Linked DNA regions of Homo sapiens: region 1 is linked to region 2. Evidence: chromatin loops called from intact Hi-C (ENCODE). Cell type or tissue: mammary epithelial cell. All regions are shown on one strand. Each heading gives the region's core, and the rest is flanking DNA. Links, peaks and the distances in the headings are about the cores only.

Region 1 (11,382 bases), core at 2,483-7,482, 63 kb before region 2:
GAAGTTTTATGTTTACCTGTTTTGTTTATGTTTACCTGTTTTACATTGCTTGGTTTGGTTTGTTTTATATAACCTTTCTCTGGCTACAATGTATTTGAAGTTCCTTTAGAAGTCTGGGCCACATACATTTAAAAAATAAACATAAGAAAGAGAATAACCAGAAGTTTATAGTCACTATTTACACAATATTATTATTTGCTTAATGACTTAAATAAGGTAAATTTAACAATGGCTATTACACAAATAGTCTGTGGCTGAAGTAGTAGAAATTGAAGGATAGCCAGTTAACAAATATTTAACTACACAAGTTCAAAGGGCATTTGTAGTAAGGAGACTAAAGAGAGGGTACGTGTTTGTTATTCCCTGAATGTGTACATGGTGCCTCAGAAATTGAGACATTATAGGATGGTTAAACCTAAAGATGCTAAACCTATATTTTGTGAGTTCATCTTTTCAATTCTGCCCCTTTCTATGTGACCTTCAGTAAATTGCTGAAACTATTTGTACCTTAATTTTCTTCTATAAAATGGAGATGATAGTATCAATATCTACCCAATGGGGTTCTCATACCTCACTTCATTAAGTATGAAGATGAGTGCTTGACACACAATAAACACTTTATCATTACAGTGTATTTTCTTCTTTAGACAACAGCATTTGACAGAGTTCCATTTAACACACGGAATAAAATGTTCTGATGCCACATTTTTTCTTCTTCCAATTTTTTTTTATTCTTTTTTTGAGATGGAGTTGCATTCTTGTTGCCCAGGCTGGAGTGCAATGGCACGGTCCTGGCTCACTGCATCCTCTCCTCCTGGGTTCAAGCAGTTCTCCTGCCTCAGCACCCTGAGTAGCTGGGATTACAGTCGTGCACCACCACTCCAGACTACCTTTTTTTTTTTTTTTTTTTTTGTATTTTTAGTAGAGACAGGGTTTCACCATTTTGGCCAGGCTGGTCTTGAACCCCTGACCTCAGGTGATCTGCCTGCCTCGGCCTCCCAAAGTGCTGGGATTACACATGTGAGCCACCATGCCCGGTCTGTAAATGAATAAAATTAACAGGAAAGAAAAAGAGGGAACCTATCTGATAGCCTTTGCTTGGTGGAATTACATGATCCATTGAATTTATTCCAAACTAATTTATCCAACCATGAATATGCTCCTAGTATAGCAACACACTCTGGAGATACACAGAAAAATATGTTGACTTTGCCTTTGAGAAAATTACAGTGGTAAGCTAGATAATAAATCTATGACTATTGTGTGATAAATAGTATCATAATGGTAAGCAAAGGTTGCTGTAGGAGCAGAAACTTCTTTTTTTTTTTTTTTTTTTTTTGAGAGGGAGTCTTGCTCTGTCGCCCAGACTGGAGTGCAGTGGCCTGATCTCGGCTGACTGCAAGCTCCGCCTCCCAGGTTCACGCCATTCTCCTGCCTCAGCCTCCCGAGCAGCTGGGAGTACAGGCGCCCGCCACCACGCTCGGCTAATTTTTTGTATTTTTAGTAGAGACAGGATTTCACCATGTTAGCCAGGATAGTCTCAATCTTCTGACCTCGTGATCCGCCCGCCTCGGCCTCCCAAAGTGCTGAGATTGCAGGCTTGAGCCACCGCGCCCGGCCGAGCAGAAACTTCTTAATCCAGGACAAGATGAGTTTTGCGCTTTAGAAGATAACTTCGGGAAATGGGGGACTATATGGAAGAGAGAGCATGTATGAAGATAGAAATGTCATCAGGAGAATGATGCATGAATAAAGATTAGAGATGATAGTGATAATTGGATTGTTATTGTTTTGATTAAGAGGACTCTCTCAATGATTTAAAAGGTGTGAAGGAGGTAAGATTAATGAGAGTTGGTAATTGTTTATTTGATATAAAATATAAGGAATGGGAGAGTATCAAGAATGACTCACTATTCTTCCATAATTTATTGGATTTTAAAACAGAATCGTTTTGATTCCTTTACTTTAAAAGGAAGATAAACTATTCTTAAATTCCAATTATAATTATCCCCCAGAAATACTAACCTGAACTATTCATTTTCTTTTTGATATTATTCTTCTGAAGTCTCTCTATTAAATAGAGAGATTCTAATAAATATCTTGATTTATTATTATTATTTTGGTGTTTTTCTTTAATAGGCCTTAATTATTTGTGAGGTAAAATTTAAAACTATCATTGATTGCCTGCCCATTTATATAGCGCTTTGCAGTTCTGAAATCATTTTCACATGTGTAAACCAAGTAAAAATATTGTTTTGATATTAGATATGATCCACTTAAGTTTTACAAATGAGACTTAGTGTAAGAAAAGAATAATTCTTCAAAGTACCTTGAAAGCACATTTCTCATTTCTAAATTGAACCATGAACTTAATAACATGGGCCATGATATACCCTGATAGGAATTGAGGAAAATGAGATAAAAAAGACAGTTCATTCTTGCTAAAGGAAAATTAAAATAACACTTTCTGTATATAACTTTCTAATTTTCATGACCTATCTCTTACATAATTACTAGAAGAGAATATTCTTCCCATCAGACAAAAGACAATTTAGCACCATAATGATACTACCTCTCAGCATCATTAGGCTACTTGATAGAGGATATGATTGATGCTTATGTAAACTCATTAACCACAGGAGGTCTACTCAAAATAGTAGGAACAAAATTCTGTTCACTAATAAACAGAATTGAAATGACCGGCTATTAGTTTAGCAGTGGTGAATGGATACTTGGAAATGTAATTTCACTTGATTTAGAGTAGTACATGACTACTCACTGACAAGTTCAGAATGCTATTAGGCCAGTTAATACTACAACCTGAAGTCACTTTATCAGAATATGTATTTTTTCAAATAATATTATGGACTAAAATAGTTATTATATTATAAAGAAGAAAAAATATAGTTGCGGGAAGTCAGGGACCCCAAACGGAGGGACCGGCTGAAGCCATGGCAGAAGAATGTGGATTGTGAAGATTTTATGGACATTTATTAGTTCCCCAAATTAATACTTTTATAATTTCTTATGCCTGTCTTTACTGCAATCTCTAAACATAAATTGTAAAGATTTCATGGACACTTATCACTTCCCCAATCAATACCCTTGTGATTTCCTATGCCTGTCTTTACTTTAATCTCTTAATCCTGTCAGCCGAGGAGGATGTATATTGCCTCAGGACCATGTGATAATTGTGTTAACTGCACAAATTGTAGAGCATGTGTGTTTGAACAATATGAAATGTGGGCACCTTGAAAAAAGAACAGGATAACAGCAATTGTTCAGGGAATAAGAGAGAGAACCTTAAACTCTGACCACCAGTGAGCCAGGCAGAACAGAACCATATTTCTCTTCTTTCAAAAGCAAATGGGAGAAATATCGCTGAATTCTTTTTCTCAGCATGGAACATCCCTGAGAAAGAGAATATGCGCCTGGAGGTATAGGCTTATAAACAGCCCCCCCAGGTGCGCCTGTCTTTTATGGTTGAGGCTGCAGAGATGAAATAGACTCCAGTCTTCCATAGCGCTCCCAGGCTTATTAGGAAGAGGAAATTCCCACCTAATAAATTTTGGTCAGACCAGTTGATCTCAAAACCCTGTCTCCTGTTAAGGTGTTATCAATGACAATGATGCCCGAAACTTCATTAACAATTTTAATTTTGCCTTGGACCTGTGGTCCTGTGATCTCACCTTGCCTCCACTTGCCTTGTGATATTCTATTACCCCCTGTTAAGTACTTGATGTCTGTCACCCACACCTATTCACACACTTCCTCCCCTTTTGAAAATCTCTAATAAAAACTTGCTGGTTTTTGTGGCTTGTGGGGCATCACGGAACCTACCGACATGTGATTTCTCCCCTGGACGCCCAGCTTTAAAATTTCTCTCTTTTGTACTCTGTCCCTTTATTTCTCAAGCCGGCTGATGCAAAGGAAAAATAGAAAAGAACCTACATGAATATCAGGGCAGGTTCCCCCATAAATATAAAGTTAACCTTGTGAATGTAAGTTCAGTAATGTTAAGTGTTTCCATGATCTAGTCCTGTGATTATAATAGACTAGAGAATTATAATTTTCATTTTAGAAAACTGGAATCGTGCTGCAAATTCTATAAATGAGATATCTTACATCTTTTCCTATTATTCAGTATTACCCAGTATTAACCGTGAGAGGTAAAGATATCTTTAAGAAGGTCAAAAATGAATATTTAACCTATCCACGAGAACATCTCAGATGAAAAATTTAGTTCAGATGGTCTATTCTTTTCTTTTAGAAATATTTGATAATACTAATAATTGATCTGAAATTTCTTTACAGCTGTAAATAATTTAGATAAGAACTTTTGATAGTTGGGGTTCAGTATGGCCAAAAGACAACACTTTTAAAACTCCGCAGCAGTAAAACATCAAGAATTTAATCCTGATGAATTAGTGTGGTTCTCCAACATTCACCCCTTAGAAAAATACAATATTTAAACCTCAGTGATTATTACTCATGTCAAAATAAACAATTACTTTCTACCTGGATAGTCAAAACCATTCAAAATCAAATATTAACATGGTAAATAAGAATCTATCACAGGCAATGATAGTTTTACTGCACAAAAACTATAGGTACACATATCTAATATTTATCACAGTAAGTTTGTGGAATGAATATTTTAATTCCTTTTTTACACTGGAGTAAAGGTAGAGGTAATATTAAGATGTTAGTATAATCAGAGGTTGAGAAAAGTTTCCCCCAAAAGAATCAACTAGATGTAGAAAAAAAAATTTTCTCCACCTATTTATAATAAATATTTTGAAAGGACTTCAAGGAAAATAAATTATCTTTGTATTTTGGATTTTCCTTCATAGAAATAGCTAAACTGTTAGGATTGGTTTAGGATAACAGCGTGGCATACTAGAATAGAGCCTAATAGCATTGAATTTAAGATACTACTTGCCCGTGATCCTTGTTCAAATTACTTAATGTGTCTGCAGTACAGATTTGCTTATAGAGCTTGTGACACTGACACGGATAGGTTGTCTTGAGCACTAGTAGATGAAAGGTATGTAGACTCTGGGTGTTAGACCTGCATATTAGTCAGCGTTCTCTAATGGAACAGAACTAATAGGATAGGTGAATACATGAAGGGGAGTGTATTAGGAAAAGTGACTCACACCATCACAAGGCGAAGTGTCACAATAGGCTGTCTGCAAGCTGAGGAGCCAGGAAGCCACTCCAAGTCCCAAAACCTCAAAAGTAGAGAAGCTAACAGTGCAACCCTCAGTCTGTGGCCAAAGGCCTGAGAGCCCCTGACAAAGCACTGGTGTAAGTCCAAGGGTCCAAAACCTGAATGTAGGGAGATCCCCTGAAACTATTGCTATGGAATAAAAGATGAAATGCTCCTGATTACTGTAAATACAAAATTGCATGCAGGATTGTGTAAAGACAACGCCAGGTTGGACTGCCAGAACAAGCCAACAGCATGTGATGTGCTTCCCCCTGCAGAGAGCCTATGAATGCACGTGCAGTCAGGGAGGTTTCACATCACCAAGATTCCTATCCCAGAAAAGCAGATGTTCATAGCTCTGGGAATGGAATGCAACCCTTGTGGAGAGCCTGTAAAAGGACGCATGGGGGGTGCCTGTCCATATGGATAAGATAGGGCTATAAAGGCCCTCATCTTGCCATGGCTCTTCTAGGCCTCTTTAGGGTTAAGGCATACTCCCTTAGAATTTCTGGTCTAACCGGTTGTCTAGCTTCACGGCCTGTTTCCATGGATTGTTTGTAACCACCCTTTGTTGCAATTATTACTGCTGATTAATATCTTGCTAATCATAGGTTATGGCAAGATTGTGTTTCTGTTTTAAGGTTCTAAGGTGACGCACACACTATATTGTAAATTCTTATCTCTGTATACTGTACTTCTACATACAAATGTACTGTACTTCTACATACAAATGTTATGTTAAAGAATTACTTCATCGCCATGTGACCATCTCACCTCATAATCAAATGACCCTAAATCCCTCACTAACCGAAACCCACCCTCACTAAACTTAATAATAAATGCTGGTATATCCAGTGCATCGTTGGCACTATGGGACCAGAAGGTGGTGACCCCCCTGGACCCAGCTTTCACTATCTTGCGTGTGTCTATTATTTCTCAACCTGCCGATCCACCTGGGAACAAAGAGAGAGCCCCGTTGCATTGCGGGCTGCTGGTCAGATCCCGCAATGCCTGAAGAACTTGGAGTCTGATGTTCAAGGGAAGGAAGCATCCAGCACAGGAGAAAGATGGAGGCCAGACAATTCAGACAGCCTAGGCCTTCCACATTCTGCCTATTTGTATTCTGGCTGCACTGGCAGCTCATTAGATTGGGCCCAACCAGATTGAGAGTGGGTCTGCCTCTCCCAGTCCACTGACTCAAATGTTAGTCTCCTTTGTCAACACGCTCACAGACACACTCAGGAACAATACTTTGCATCCTTCAATCCAATCAAGTTGACACCTAATGTTAATCATCACAAGTCCATCCCTTGTCAACTTGAACCCATACACATCTCCTGAAATTATAGATATAATCTTCAAATAAAGACAATAATAAGGTCATAATTATGCCTAACATAATCCAGCTATCCTTCGTACAACCAGAAGCACACTAATCTTTAACCTAAATGCTATTACGTAAAGTTAACAACACTTAAATGTTGATATGAAGTCAATAAATCTTATGTCATATGATAAAGAAAAAGGAAAGGAAATAAAATGTAGATATTTTCTTAGCTCAAGTGCATACATGCACAAACATGTTCTTAACAAAATAAGGAGGAAATACTCATGACAATTACCATCCTCGTTTCTGCAACTGGTCACGTGGTCATAGCTGGTACTGATGACTACCTTCTACTACTCATTCTGTACTGCCTTTGCCTTCAGCAAGCACCTCTGCAGATCATGGTTTTTCACCTAGTGGAGTAACCCAAACCTTCATTCCTGAAGGGTCTGGGCCATTTGTAGTGCTGCCTTGATTGGGTTGTTGTAATTTCCCATTGACCTTAATCAGAGGGCATGGTAATACTAAGAGATGCCCTAAGGGATCTCCTGTATTCCACACATACTCTTTCTTACATCTATTGTGGAGTAGTAGACTGATTTCGTTTTGATAGTCTGGGTCAGTCACCCCAGCCAACACCGTAACTGTCTTCTGAGCCTGTTGACTTAGAGGTAGGAGGATCCCAAAGTGACTAGGTGGCAATCATAACTTCCAGTTTAATGAAATCACAGTTGTGTCTCCTGGTGGCAGCATTTTTCCCTCTGGAACTAAGACCTCTATACCAGCAGGATGTAATGTCACAGAAACAGGAAGCAAAAATTTTGCTTGTGGGTCACTAGGGGTGATGGTGAATGGTGCCACTTCCACTTCTACCCCTTGATTACTGAACCCATGAATCCTGGTTCTGGAAGAAACAGTACTATATATTGGATGCTGATTCAGAACATACACAAACTTCTGGAGAATTTTGCCCCAGCCCTGCAAAGGATTGTTACCTAGTTGGAATTGTAATTGTGACTTCAAAAGGCCATTCCACCATTTTATCAATCCAGCTGCTTCAGGAGGATAGGGAACATGGTACGACCAATAATTCCGTGAGCATGAGCCCACTGCCACACTCCTTTGGTTGTAAAGTATGACTGCCTTGGTCAGAAGCAATGCTGTATGAAATAGCATGAAGGTGTAGAAGGCATTTCGTGAGTCCACGGATAGTAGTCTTGGCAGAAGCATTGAGTATAGTATAGGCAAATCCATATCCACAGTAAATGTCTATTTGGGTGAGGACAAACCTCTGCCCTTTCCATGATGGAAGAGGTCCAATATAATCAAGCCGCCACCAGGCAGCTGGCTGATCTACCCAAGGAATGGTGCCTTATTGAGGAACAAACCAACCACTTCAGTGTTGGTCTTTGCTACTGGCAAACTGGGCACTCAGCAGTGGCCATAGCCAGGTCAGCCTTGGTGAGTGGAAGTCCATGTTGCTGAACCTATGCGTAACCTCCATCCCTGCCACCATGGCCATTTGTTCATGGACCCACTGGGCAATGACAGAGGTGGCTGGGGAAAGAGGCTGAGTTTTTGTCCACAGAACAGGTCATCCTATCCACTTGGTTATTAAAATCCTCCTCTGCTGAGGTCACCCTTTGGTGAGCACTCACATGAGACACAAATGTGTTCACAGTTTTTGATCACTCAGATATGCCCATCCACATATCTCTTCCCCAAATTTCTTTGTTACCATTTTTCCAATCATGCTTCTTCTAAATCCCTCACCATCTAGCCAAATGACTGGCTACAGCCCATGAATCAGTATATAATCACATATCTGGCCATTTCTCCTTCCAGGCAAAGTGCACAACCAGGTGCACTGCTCAAAGTTCTGCCCACTGGGAGTATTTTCCTTCACCACTGTCCTTCAGGGATGTCCTAGAAATGGGCTGTAGTGCTGCAGCTGTCCACTTTGGGGTAGGCCCTTTTCTTCTCTTCCTCTGTCAACTGATCATAGGGAACTCCCCATGAAGCCATTAGTGCAGGCTAGGGGAGAGAAGGCAGGGCAGCAGGAGTGGGGACCATGGGCACCTGAGCCACTTCCTCAAGTAACTTACTTGTGCCCTCAGGACCTGCTTGAGACCAATCACATATATACCACTTCCATTTTATGGATGAAATGCTGCTGTGCATTCCCCACTTTATGGCTTGTTGGGTCAGAAAGCACCCAGTTCATGATAGACAGTTCAGGTCACATGGTGACTTGATGACCCATAGTCAAACATTTAGTTTCTACTGAAATCCAGTAACAGGCCAAAAGCTATCCCTCAAAAGGAGAGTAGTTATCTGCAGAAGATGGCAGGAACTTGCTCCAATATCCTAGAGGCCTCTGCTGTGAAGGCCAGCCAAAGGCTCCAAAGGTTCCAAACAGCATCCCCATCTGTCACTGACACCTCAAACACCATTGGATCTGCTGAGTCATATGGCCCAAGTGGCAGAGCAGCTTGCACAACAGCTTGGACCTGTTGCAGGGCCTTCTCCTGTTCTGGACTCCACTCAAAACTGGCAGCCATTTGGGTCACTTGATAAATGGCCTGAGTAACACACCCAAATGAGGAATGTACCGCCTCCTGTGAGTGGTGAATCAAGAGTATTAAATGCATTTATTTTGCGTTGACTTTCTAAACAGTTCACACTAAGGACTATCAGTGTTCTCCATACTGTTAGAAGTAGAGTTCTAGCATTCTTAGGTCTAATCATATTAAGCAGCCAAGTCCAGAAACCCCAAAACTAACTAAAGAAATCCATCGTTAAAATTCTGTTTATCTAGAACCACTCCTGGTACCAAAATCTGCATTAGTCAGGGTTCTCTGAAGAGTCAGAACTAAAAGGATAGATGAATATATGAAAGGGAGCTTATTGGGAGAATTGACTCACACAATCACAAGGTGAAGTCCTATAATAGACTGTCTGTAGGCTGAGGAACCAGGAAGCCAGTAAACATCCCCAAACCTCAAAAGTAGGGAAGCTGATGATGTAGCTTTCAGTCTGTGGCCGAAGGCCCAGGAACCTCTGGCAAATCACTGATATAAGTTCAGGAGTCCAAAACCTGAAGAACTTGATGTTCGAGGGCAGGAAACATCCAGCACAGGTGAAAGATGGAGGCCAGAAGACTCAGACAGTCTAGTCCTTCCACGTTCTGCCTGCTTTCATTCTAGCTGCTCTGGCAGCTCATTAGATGGTACCCAGATTGAGGGTAGGTCTGCCTCTCCCAGTCCACTGACTCAAATGTTAGTCTAACCCTCGCAGACACACCCAGGACAACACTTTGCATCCTTCAATCGAATCAAGTTGACACTCTGTATTAACCACCACAGCCTGACACATTATAAATAACTTAAAATGCAGAAGGAGGGGTTTGCCAATAAAATGCAGGAATTATAGCGGGCACCTTTTGCCAGTAATAGGCTTGTCCTCTGCAATCACTCCTCTTCCTCTCAATGAATATCACCCATTCCATCCTCACTGGATTCCTTATCCAAGAGCTGTATGAGTCAAACCACTCCCTCTCAAAATCTGTTTTTGTCTTCCAACTATGCCTGTTGACTAGGCCGCACCTTTTAAAAAATCTATTTGTATAATATATATTTTATATTTATATTCTTTTTTAATTTTTTTATTTTAAAATGTGAAAGTCTGGGCCCCACCTAAGATCCGCATAGTCAAACTCTGAATCAAAGCAAAAAGAACAGAAAACTTGAAACTAGATAATCTGCTTTTGGTACTCATGTACATCACTTTCTTTTATTTTGGGCAAGTTTATTAAACACTGAGTCTTGCTCTGTTAAAAAATCTTTTAAGCACTTTACAATTTCTAATGAGGATTAACTTGAGTATGTAATAGTGCTTTGTAAACTATAAATGATATCAAATTAACATTTTACTATGGTTACAAATATTACTATTGGGATATCTGTTTTTATGGAGTTTGACATATTTTAGATTTTACCATCTGTCTCTCTTTTCTAGAGTTCCCATTCTTCATTAGACTGGCTATGGTTACCCTAAACTCTCCTTTCTAGTTCTTCAAGCCAGAAAGGTAGATTTTTCTCCTGGAGTTTTGGCAGTCCCACATGATACAGACTATGTTTCTTCATATTTGGGCTTTGGTAAAGAAATACATTTTCTGGCCACATGAAATCCACACCTGACAAAGGATAAAATAATTGGAACTCATTTTAGGAGCTTATAGCTTTTTTGAGTTGTCAAGAGCTGTTATTTCTCTAGTCAGGTGAGAGATAATATTTCTGGCAATAGTAAGTTTGTAACTGCTACATCAAGCTGTCTTAAAAGGAAAATATGGCAATTCTCTTTGTGCAGCTAACTAGGTAAAGCTACGAATTTTATCAGCTGCCACTAAAAAGCCCAAGCCAATTCACTGCTACACTACACTACACTACAAATCACACTCCCAAATTCAAACCAACTTTACCCATTAATAACAAAATTGTTTATAATTAAAAGCATACATTCTTCTATTGTAAATCTGATGATCACGCAAAGGAAAACACACTATATGGGGTATAAACGCCAGTAAAAACAGACACAATATCCATTTTCCTCAGTTTTATCCTGCATCAGCATCTACCTGTCAATGAAATAGAAACAGTGAAACTCTCATTTATTTAATATCCACAATATATAAGACCCTTAAGTTTATTATGTTTTAAAATTCTATAGCAACATTATTAGGACATTTATTTCTATCTTAATTTTACAATGAGGATCATAAAGTGAAATAAGTTTTCTATCATCATACATCCTGATGGGAGGTAACATGGGATTCACATTTATG
Region 2 (11,382 bases), core at 2,975-7,974:
AAATCCTCTGAACACCCATGCATTCCTCCCTAATTTTCCAACAATGTTTATAAGAAGAAAGTGCATAGAAGATATTAATGATTTGAATTTTACCATTTTACATATTATTATCATTTGGCTTATCTGTAATTATGAAGTGCTGTACTTCTTGGCAGTGTATACTAATCCCTAGTCTAACTGTGCTTCCATTCTCACTAGGGGAGGAATTCCATGGGAAGATGGTTCTTCTTTTCTGGGAAAAAGTGACTGGCAAGGAACTTCATGATGCTCATTTATTCTTTTCCTAATATTAGGTTGATACAAAATTAATTGTCATTTTTGCCATTACTTTTAATGGCAAAGGCCGCAATTACATGGCAAAAATCACAACTAAGTTTGCACTAACCTAATATTTATTGAGCACACTTGGTATAATAGACTATATACTATGTTCTGAGAGTATGAAGAAGTAGAATAGACAGTTCTTGACTTTAAGGATTCAGTATTCATATAAAGTCCTCTCAAAATGGACCCTAGAGAAGGTGACTATAAGTATAAAAAGCTTTGCAATTTTTCCCATAAAGTATAGTAATGTCAAAATCTCAATATAGATTTAGGATCTTGATAGAGTAAAAGATACATTTCCAGAAATCTCAAGAGCCTCACTGGCCTTTCAGGATCATCAGTATGTTATGGCTCAAATACCTTTGTAGTCTTGGAAAACGTAGTTAATACTTTTGGTCTTCATTACACTTGTCTTCAAAAACTCATTACAAGATGTCTAAGAATCTTAACTAATGTCAATAATTTAATTAAAGAAATTATTTGAAGTCTTAAATGCCAAATAATTAAGGTAGTACATATATAGAGTCAATAATATAGAAGTATATAGATTCTTTTATCTAAAAAACTGATGTATTTGATATGACATGATTTATGACAGCAAATTTAGGCTAAATGCAGCTTTATAGTATTTAAAAATCAAATTTCTGACATTTATAGATATGTTTTCTAAGTATTACTCATTTAATTCAGCAAATAGCTTTGTTAACAAAAATGGGGCTTTCTTTTCCTAGTATTTTTTCTTCATACCAAGTTGGAAATGTTACCTTGAGGGTACATTGATTAGTTATGCATGTTTTAAGTGTAAAATGCTCTGGGAATTAAAATGAAGAGCTAACTAATTTACGTAATAGTTTCTCCATCTCTAGCCCCACATCATCTGTCTTCAAAAATTTGACTTTCATTGGATACTTCTTGAAGAATTACTAAAATATGTCCATTAAAATATAATTATTAATGATATCAGTAAAGAATATAATTTTACTAGTTACCTTCAGAATATTATGCCAAATAAAAATTATTTGTTGCATATTTCCAATTTGCATCATAGGCTTCACCAGTCTATGCACATATGTGTTGTCACATCAACATGAATGCCTGGCTCTTTGCAGAGTACTTTCTCCAAAACTCCTGTGTAATGAGATGTTACTGTACTGATGATAATGACTGGAGGTATTAATCACCCAAGTCCAAGGCTCACCATTCTTTCTGACATATATAGAAAAGTTACCTTCTTCGTGTATTCATCTTTTTTAAGATGATATTTTATATCAATGGCTTGGGCCACTAGTAATAAGATTATTTTTACGATAGTATCCAGACCTGAGTGATAGTTTTTTTCAGCAGAATCACTTTATTTAGACTGTTAGTGCTAGTAATTGGACAACTAAGAATGTGCAAGCCTTCCCAGTCAGAGCCTCATACTGAAGCTTGATCCACTGTTAGCTCATCCTCTGAGCCTATTCCTAAGTCTGTCTCCACACTGAATGTCTGCCGATTAGGATCATTTTGCTCTCAGGACTCATATTAGTCCGGTTGGACTGCTAGAACACAATACCTCAGACTGGGTGGCTTAAACAACGGAAATTAATGCTTTCACCATTCTAGAGGTTGGAAGTCCAAGATTAATGTGCCAGCAGGGTTGGTTTCTTGTGAGGCCTTTCTCTTCGGATTGCAGACAGCTGCTTTCTCATTGTGTCCTCATATAACATTTTCTCTATTGTCATCAGTCTCACTCTCCCACTTCTCCCTCTAGTTTTGTTAGAAGTAATCATGTGCAGATGTGTACGTATACTTAACTAGACAACAATTACGTTCCAGTTCTTACCACCGGATTTCAAGGGCATATGCAAAATGAGGTGTATGATTGCACACCTGTTTAATACTTCTTGAGTATTATTGATGGTTATACAGGCTTTTCAGTCCAGTGTGGACAGAAAGCATCTCAGTGTGTGTTTTCCAATTCTATCTGCTTGCATTAGTCACCAAAAATAATATAAAAATTGAATTTTGTTTACTGCTCTTGAGCAAAAGAACAAATCACTCTTTATAGTCACTCTAATAGTTCTTCAACAGAAAACCCTAATTTCCTTTCCTTTATAAGGGTATATTCTGTTCATAAGGGCTCTGTCCTAATGAACCAATCACTACCCAAAGGCCATACCCTGCCAGTGCTATCACATTGATTACTAGGTTTCAATACATAAATTTTGGGGCACAAAGCCTTTATGTGTGAAGGGCAAATATATTTATTGTCTGAATGCTTTCATTCAGACCATAGCCAATACATTCCAAAAACTATGCTCAATGGTATTTCATTTTTCTTACGTAATGTGTTTTCTTCTTTGGATGAAAGAGCCATGCTGAAACATATGACAAGTGATTCAAAGATATAGGTTTTGTTCCAAAATATTGGAGGGAAAATGCTAGGATTAATGTAATATGTTTTCTCCTTTGGAAGAAAGTGCCATGCTGAAACATATGACAAGAGATTCAAAGATATAGGGTCTAGCTCCAAAATATTGTATATAAGAAGGGGAAATGCTAGGAGTAGAATAAAAAGAAGATGATGATTGAGATTAGGGCCATTGTGTGTGTCTTGGGGGTGTGGAGTGGGTGGGCTTGAAGGACACAGAAATAGGTTTCAAGCCATATTTCAGTAACTATTACAATGCTTAAGTTTAAGAATAAAATCCTATTGAAAAAAAAGACAAAAAAAATTCAGCGATGAGAATATACTTGGCATGTCTCAGAAACAGAAAGGAGGTTGAAAGCAGAATAAGAAACCAGAGAATGATGGTAGAGAAAAAAATGTAACTTCATATACTAGGGTTTTCCTAAGGTTTCTGAAGTAGTTGGCCTTCGTGGCTTTGAGCTGTGAATGTTTAAAGGCATATTCCAATGTCAGAAGATTTAGCTTTGATAATGTTATGTCTGATCTCTTCATTCCACTTATGGGGTAAAGTATGACAGCTTCTGTTGCAGTCTTTGTGAAGCACTCAGCATGGGGTCTTAAAGCAGCATTTAACCTATATCTTTAGATCCTTAAGACTCTCAGTTCTCTAGACTGTAAGTTTCTGAAGAGCATGTCTATATCTAGTTGGGTATAGTGTTGAATGAAGGAACTAACTGAAAAAAAAAAAAAAGTACAATGTGGGGAAACTAAAGTTATATATCCACTATATTCTTCTTATGCTTTAGTTCACATTTTTAACAAATTAATCATTCAGTTTTCTAAATTTATACAATGTTAGTTTTCCATACTCTTCTTAGAAGTTTTCTATTCTTCTTTATCTTTTAAATAATCTTATTTGCAGGAATCACATTCAGTTAACTGACTTTTTCCCCACCCTATGATCTTTTTGTATGGTGAAACTCCCCAAGAAATTTTCTTTGTTTCTACACACTCTCTGAGTTTGAAACTCAGTGGTTAGAAACATAGAAAAATGACTATGTGCTTTCTCCATCTGACTAGGAATAGCTAATTTTGTATTTTACTGCACCTTAGAAATCTGTCAAATGGGCACCTATCCTATTTTACAACCAGAAAAATATCTTCCTATTACTTTTTCCTAATTTTTTCAGAGCATAGGCTCCTCTGCATCCACCTCGACTGTCAACAGGTAATGTGTCCTTACAAAGGAGCCTCTAGAAAACTTGTCCTGATACTCTAAATTATCCCACCACAAGTTGCTGGCCAGACATATATCTTTTCTCAGATGAATCTGACTCTTTTTAACAATCATCAGCCGAAAAAAATAAAAGTCAAAGTTTTAGTAGAAAAAGAAAACTATGTTCAATGACCTCAAGTGGAGAGTGATTGCTCTCTGTTCATGACACACCAAAAAGGCAGACTGAGATACAGGGAGAATGGTAGAAAGACAAAACAGACAGATAGGCATTGAAGTAGGCTTGTCATCTAGAATCTGATAAGAACAGCTTTAACACTACAAAATAGGAAATGGATCTGTTAAACCCAATCTTAGGAAGACTTTGGAAAGATATTTTCCCCTCTAAGTCACAGAGGGGAAAGAAACATAACTGTCCATATTTTGGATAACTAAAAAGAAGCCTATAGATTATATATAATCTATATAATTCATCTATATGATTAATTGGCAGCCTATAAATTAATCTATGTGTAATTTATGTCTCTCAAAAGAACCAGAAGGAGAATCTGAGCTTGAGAATTAGAAAAGAGTAGCTGCCTCATTCTCATTTTTTCCTAGTCCTCAAATCTTTCAATTGTGTTTTGCAAATATCTTAATACCCCTTAATTATTCCCTATTCTCATTTTACATTGAGTGGATCTCTGTCCCTTGGAAGCAAATGAAATTTACTTTGAAATTTTACATTTTTTATGATTTTTTTCCAGTGAAGTATGAGCTTATTTCAGCATTTTTGAAAGTCTGCTTGTGAGGACCTCTAATCTTATTTGATGAGATAAAAATATTTTGGTGCTATAATAAAGTTAACATGGAAAAAGGAACATATTTTTTTGTTGTTGTTGGAGACTGATAACGCAAAGTCTTTAGTGAGATTTGAGAGCACACAGTAAAGAAACCTGTTGAATTTGTTTAACCCAGTGTTTCTCAAATACATTTGGTCATGGAAGACTTTAGTGAGCCTATGGTAATGATGGTAGTTTTGCTTAGTTATGTCCTCAATGGCTAATCACTGCAACAATCTTCTCTATTGGCAGAGCTTTGTCTTCCACAGTAGAGTCTAAATACCCAAACAATCTTTTCCCCAGACTTGCATTCAGCTAGCCATGTGGCCCAGTTCTAACAAACAACAACAAAAAAGGGCTCTTGAAAAAAGAAATATGAAGAGGGCCCCTTTGCTACAGAGACTCCTGGTTTTGGTCATTGTTGTGAAGCTTTAAGCATTTGCCTCCACCTTGTGACCAAGAGGGAAAACTTCCTGATGCCCTGCGATAGCAGAGTGGAAGAGAGGAACTAGCAACTTTGATGCTATTCAAGGGCCAAACCAAAAGCTACCCTTCGACTTATTTTTCCTAGGAAAGTATCAACTTCTTTGATTTAATCAACTTTATTTGGACATTATGTTACCCAGTTAAACGCATGTAAAACAAATAGCATTTGAGGATGCTGTTGTGAGCTTAGGAGTATACAGCAGAGATTTTTGGTTTGAAGTAAACACAGCAAGGCCACAAAAACTCTTAGGGATGTTGATATTTCTCTTGCACAAATGCCATTTCAATTGTGAAACTGAAGAATAGAGAATATTTGGCAATATCCCTCTATTATTTATACATAAAGTACACTATTAAAACAACTGGCATGATTTTCACTTTCACTGGAAAGTTGTTTATAATTGCCTTTGGACAGTTAAAACTAAAAATATCTTCACATTTTGATTTACCCTTGGTCTACCTCATGGATACTTTCACATTTTAATATTATCATATGATAATATGATTAATAGTTGAAAACTATCATGTTTAGGAAGGTATTAAAACCCTCCAATATGAAAACTGCTATTTTAATTTCAACATATTTTAAAAGCTGGTATAAAAAATGTAGCTATACAGATGGTATCTTAAAATAAAAAAATTAACTCCAAACTTTATTGGCTGAGGCATTTAAAATACTTTTCCAAAAGGGTAAAACAAATTATTATTAGCCAAACTCAATACATACAGCATTTTCTACCTCAAACTTTTGTGAAAAATGAAAAATAATTTTTTTCTCTGACTAGTTATTTAAAATGGCCTACACATAACTCCTTTTAGGCAACATTTTTAACTTCCAGAGCCAATTGTTTTTTCTGCCAGTTACTGTAATTGGTAACAGTCTTGTCTAATTTTAATGATTTTTATACAGCTATTGCCTATACCGTATATTTAAATCAGTAAAATGTTTTAAAAATTGGAAAATAATGAATTTTAGGTTATACATTTATTAATTTAAACCCAGCTGTTGTGAGGAAAACACACACTTTTTTGTTTCTTTGTTACTATTGTTCCAGATCAATAATCAAGTTTATTTGAAATATTTTCCTTCATACAAAGTTTTATTCAATATCAATGTTAATAGTCTCAAACATTTGACTAACTTTACTTACATGTTTTTACTGTCCTCTTGATTTTTGAAGTGACAGACTTTTCATTTTAACTTGGATTGGATTATAATGAAATACAATTTCTGATGTCTCTGCTAACTATTGCAGGGAACACTATTTCTTGAGAATGTCTGCTTTTATTTTGGAAAATCCTATATACCTTGATGAGAAAATTTAAAGCTTTCCATTTTTTCATTGCATAAGGTAACATTCAGATTTGTTTATTGGCATATTACTGAGTTTAAAATATTAAATATAAAGCCAATATTATTACAAATCTTTGACATAGCCAAATCTGAAGATCTAAGTACTATCTTAATAATTAAACCATAAACCATAATGAGAGAAAAAAAGGAAGATATTAATTTACTGCCCCATTTTGTCATTCCACAGGATCTGCAAAATGAGTCCTGTACACTAAATATGACTTTGTATGTGTGTGGCATTGTTATTATTCTAGTTTAAGCTTGCATTTTTTTCTTGTTTAAAATTATTTCCTACTTTTAGGTTACTTTGCCTTATATGATTACTGTGTCTCCAGTTTTTTTTCCTCCCTTAATTAATCCTATTATATTGCTCCTAAACACTTTAGCTTACCTTATAAGATCTTGATATTGCTGCAAATCATCTGTTGAGTCTTTTTCTGTTCTTACTGTGGCCACTCACCCAATATTCAGGCACTAGTATCTATACTTTTTCCCAAAAGGCTATGTGTATACATGTGTCAGTGTCTTTGTAGACACTCTATCCTCTGCATGCATAAGCTCCTTCAAATTTAGAAGGAAATAAAGTTCGTTGAGATACTATGAAAATGATAATACCCACCAATTTACATATGCCGGAATTAAAAAATGTTCTCTCTACGTACATATATATATGTATATATATACATATTCTTCGACTATTTTCTTAGAAACATTTTTTTTCTGGCTGGGCGCGGTGGCTCACGCCTGTAATCCCAGCACTTTGGGAGGCCGAGGTAGGTGGATCACGAGGTCAGGCATTCAAGACAAGCCTTGCCAAGATGGAGAAAGCCCGTCTCTGCTAAAAACACAAAAATTAGCTGGACGTGGTGGCGGGTGCCTGTAATCACAGCTACTCGGGAGCCTGAGGCAGGGAATTGCTTGAACCCGGGAGACAGAGGTTGCAGTGAGCTGAGATCATGCCACTGCACTCCAGCCTGAGCAACAGAGTGAGACTCCATCTCAAAAAATATATATTTTTTTTCTTCTTTAATCTAACGACTACTTATTTGTACTCCAGGAAAGTAACACAAATGTTCACTTCACATACAGAAAACCATACACAAAGTAATGAAATAAACATAAATTAAGTAAACAGTTAATTTAAGAATATGATCACCCATTCATATTCACCACATAGTAAAACCATCAACAAAACTATTGTTAATATATACATCTAAAACAATGTGGTTTTGATGCTCCTTCAATTTCTTCATACTTGGGAGTCTTTGGAACTCTTACCAGATCTTGCCAAGGGATGTATGTCTCTCTTTTCAACTTCTCTGCTTTGCATTCTTTTAGGACCTCCATTATGCATCATACTTAGATTCTGTACCCTATACCAGCCTGCATCCCATTCCACTTTGAGCCCCACAGGGTACCCTTGATCTGACAAGTTACTTTCCTTTTTTAGGGCAGATATATTACATAAAAACAATTATTAAGGCCTCTCTGTAATGAACAAGGTTTAAATGTTAAAGTTAAGGAACATTGGTCTATCAGTTGTGATTTCTTCAGCTTAATGTATTTCTATTTGCTCACACACTTGTTCATGTAGTCGCATCACTCCAATTACCAGAAAACATTTACCTTATGTCCTCTACTATTGGACTTCAAAGTCTAATTTCTCATCACACAATTCCTCCATCCTAGTGGAAGAAGTTCACATTAAAAAAAGAAAAAAATCAACACTAGTGCTTATTTTACTTTTTAGCCATCTTTTTCCTTAATGTATGTAATACATTTTTTCCCATTCTTTGCCATTCCTGTGAACTCTATACAACCTTCAGTGCCCCTGCAGATATCACGTTTATGATCATTTGTGACTCAACAGTTAGTCCCTTATGATCCTCTTACACTTTGGTCATGTAGGGTTTATCCCCTCCCATATCATGGATCATTTTCTAGTCAATCCCATTTATCTATAAAATACTGAACAATACTGCATTAGTTTCTGGAGACTTCCTCCAAAGAATTACCACAAACTTGATGATGTAAAACAAAGGAAATATACTCTCTTACAGTACTGGGCATCAGAAGCTCAAAAATCTTTTTTGCCAGACCGAAATCAAGATGTCAGCAGGGCTCTGATCCCTCTGGAGACCCCAGAAGAGAGTGTGATTCTTGTCTATTCCAGTTCCTGGTGGCTGCCAGCACTCCTTGACATGCAGCCATGTTACGCCAGTCTCTGCCTCCGTGAACACAGAGCCTTCTCCTCTGTGTGTCTATGTCTATCATCTGTTCCCATTTCTATCAACTCGCCCACTGTCTCTTATAAAGACACAAGTGACTGCATTAGGGCCCACCTGCACAGTCCAGGATAACCGACCCATCTCAGAATCTTTAACTTAATCACATATTTTTGTCATATACACTAATATTCACAGGCTCTGAGGATTAGGTCCTGATATCTTTGGGGGATGTTTTTTAGCCTGCCATAAACAGGATTCGTATTTGGATCACTGTCACATTGTGAATGCATAGCTGATATTTCTATCATATAGATGGCCCACAAACCTATCTTGAAATTGAATTGACTGAAATTGGGTGGTCTTGGAATTCTACACGTTATTTGGTCAGCACTGATTTATGCTTAAAACTAAATACTTCAAAGCAAGTAGTAGAAAATTTAATGAAGAAAATAAAGAATTATTAAGATCATGATGTCATATACTTTGTCTATTAGCTTATTATTCACCATGACCTTATGAGATAAATATTATTATTTCCATATAATACATGAGTAAACAGGTTTAGAAACATTGATTTTCCTAAGATTTCTAGTGTCAGATCTAAGGTTCCAAAACCCCGTTTTTCTTCAGTGAAATCATAGTGCCTCTAAAATAAATATTAGGAAGATAAAATAAAATACTCCTCAGGATGACTTACATATTAACATAAATTACAATATAAAGTGCCCTTGATCATTAAAATCTCAGCCTTGATTTAAAATGAAAAAGCTAACAGTTTTCTTTCTTTGTATTTGTTCATGATAAATGTGAACTTTAAGCAGTGACTATCTAGCAATAAATTGTTGGAAGCTCTCCTGTTTGTTTTGTTGATGCTGTATATAAACGAGTATTTAGAAGAAGAGTTCTGTTTATTCCTTTATTTATTATAGCTTAACTGTTGCAAAACATTATGTGCTGCACGATCCTAGCGCCAACAAATAATGAATAATTACCTAGTACTGGGGTTCTAAATAAGACCCATACCAACAAACAGATGTCAGTAGAATTTTGGCTCCAGGTTTTTGCCTGCAGGAAGTCATTAAAAGATAAGTGGAAAATCAAGTCTGTTCCCTTAGTAGCAGGGAACATTTGGAGCTATACAGGGAGGCTTATTTTCGGACAACAGCAATAGCTCCCACATTAGATGGTAATCACTCTTGTATTTATAGACTCCTTGTAAATCAATCTCAGACAGGCAATGAAATGATCTTCTTTATATTTACTTTTAGGCTATTTAAGAAAAGTAGCTCTAAACAAACCGAAAATTTCTATACAATCCTACCCCTTAGTCGATTTCATAGTTCAGTCTTACAAAATCATATTGTGGTTATCTGAGAACTCTTAATGACTTTTCAGTATCCGGAAAGTAGCATTATATTCCAGCTGTGCAAGCACTGAAATTTGTATTCCAAGTTGGTTGATGCTTCGGAAGAAAGTCGTGATTGAAACCAGGTGCAGATCATTATCCTTAATAATCAGTGTTTTCTTTCCCTCTTTCTTACGTCTTAGCATCTTAATGATTCTACAAGTTACTTTTTTCAACTCATAAGTTTGCAGTGACCTAAATGAAGGTGTATTTGCTTAGTAATATGATTTTTTTGGTCACATTAAATAAAAGTTAAATTTCAGACAGTCTCCATTAAAGAACAATTCTTGACTAACCCATATTTATAAGTAATGACAATGAACCATTAAAAGAATCTAGGCCAATGAATACCAAGTGATTTTTGGATATCAGAAAGTAGCAAACTACATATTAGAAAAATATATTTTGCTTAAGAAAAGATCAAGAAACATGTGAGAACTCCATGTGCTACCATTAACAGGGTAGAGAGAATTTCTAAGGCCATAATGACACACACTTGCCATTTAAATTAAAGTGATGTATTTATGTTTCCACAATTTTTATTCAAATGTAAAAATTGAATTATTTCTCTAAAATTATGAAATTTCAAGCCTTTTTACACATACTCTTGAATTACTGAAATGTTTAAGATTAAAACATAGGAATAATAATGCTTCATTTTTATAGTCAACCTAATATAGTAATGGCATACCAACCAAGTGGGTAATGTGTGTTATAAATTATATAGGTAAATAATATGTGCAGTGTAGGATACTTATAGCTATTACTTGCCAATCTAAGTAGAAGAATAATATTTAAAAGAATTACTTTCTTAACATCAGATTTTTTTTTCTTTTGCCTATTACATCTTACCTTGTGGATGTTCCAAGTAAGAAAAAAGTTTAAGTAGAAACCTACTTAAATTTCAGCAGTTTTCTACTTTCAGTTTTATGGAAAAAAACAGGTGGGAAATCCTAGCAGACTGTGGCAATACAGCATAATCACTTCCAGCATGAATCCCAAATTATAGCTTAATGTTTCAATGGCTTCAATATTTATGTCACTGAAAGCTGCCTGAGGCAGTAGCACCGCTTTGCACTGTGTTGTTTTCTAGAGTGCTGATAGATATTTTTTATTTTTTCCAACTAGTAAGTTGTGT

What was found. A loop is a pair of places that touch in the nucleus more often than their neighbours do. Peaks named below come from ENCODE experiments on the same cell type or tissue, not always from the same donor. Only the 100,000 strongest peaks of a DNase experiment are listed, where the experiment ranks them.
Region 1: a loop joins it to region 2, with 9 times the contacts of the local background. A loop is called at or near these places in 1 of 110 quality-filtered maps.

What each region holds. Positions count from the first base shown.
Region 1 is chr1:195,996,868-196,008,249 of GRCh38, reverse strand. No RefSeq gene overlaps it. Among named protein-coding and RNA genes, the nearest start is that of LINC01724, 86 kb to the left of the region's middle. RefSeq lists an enhancer at 5,017-5,517. In mammary epithelial cell, for the core only: no CTCF peak of the experiment used is centred there; DNase peaks (open chromatin) are centred at 5,119 and 5,759; H3K27ac peaks cover 561 bases.
Region 2 is chr1:195,933,891-195,945,272 of GRCh38, reverse strand. No RefSeq gene overlaps it. Among named protein-coding and RNA genes, the nearest start is that of LINC01724, 150 kb to the left of the region's middle. In mammary epithelial cell, for the core only: a CTCF peak has its summit at 5,222 (motif pointing left); no DNase peak of the experiment used is centred there.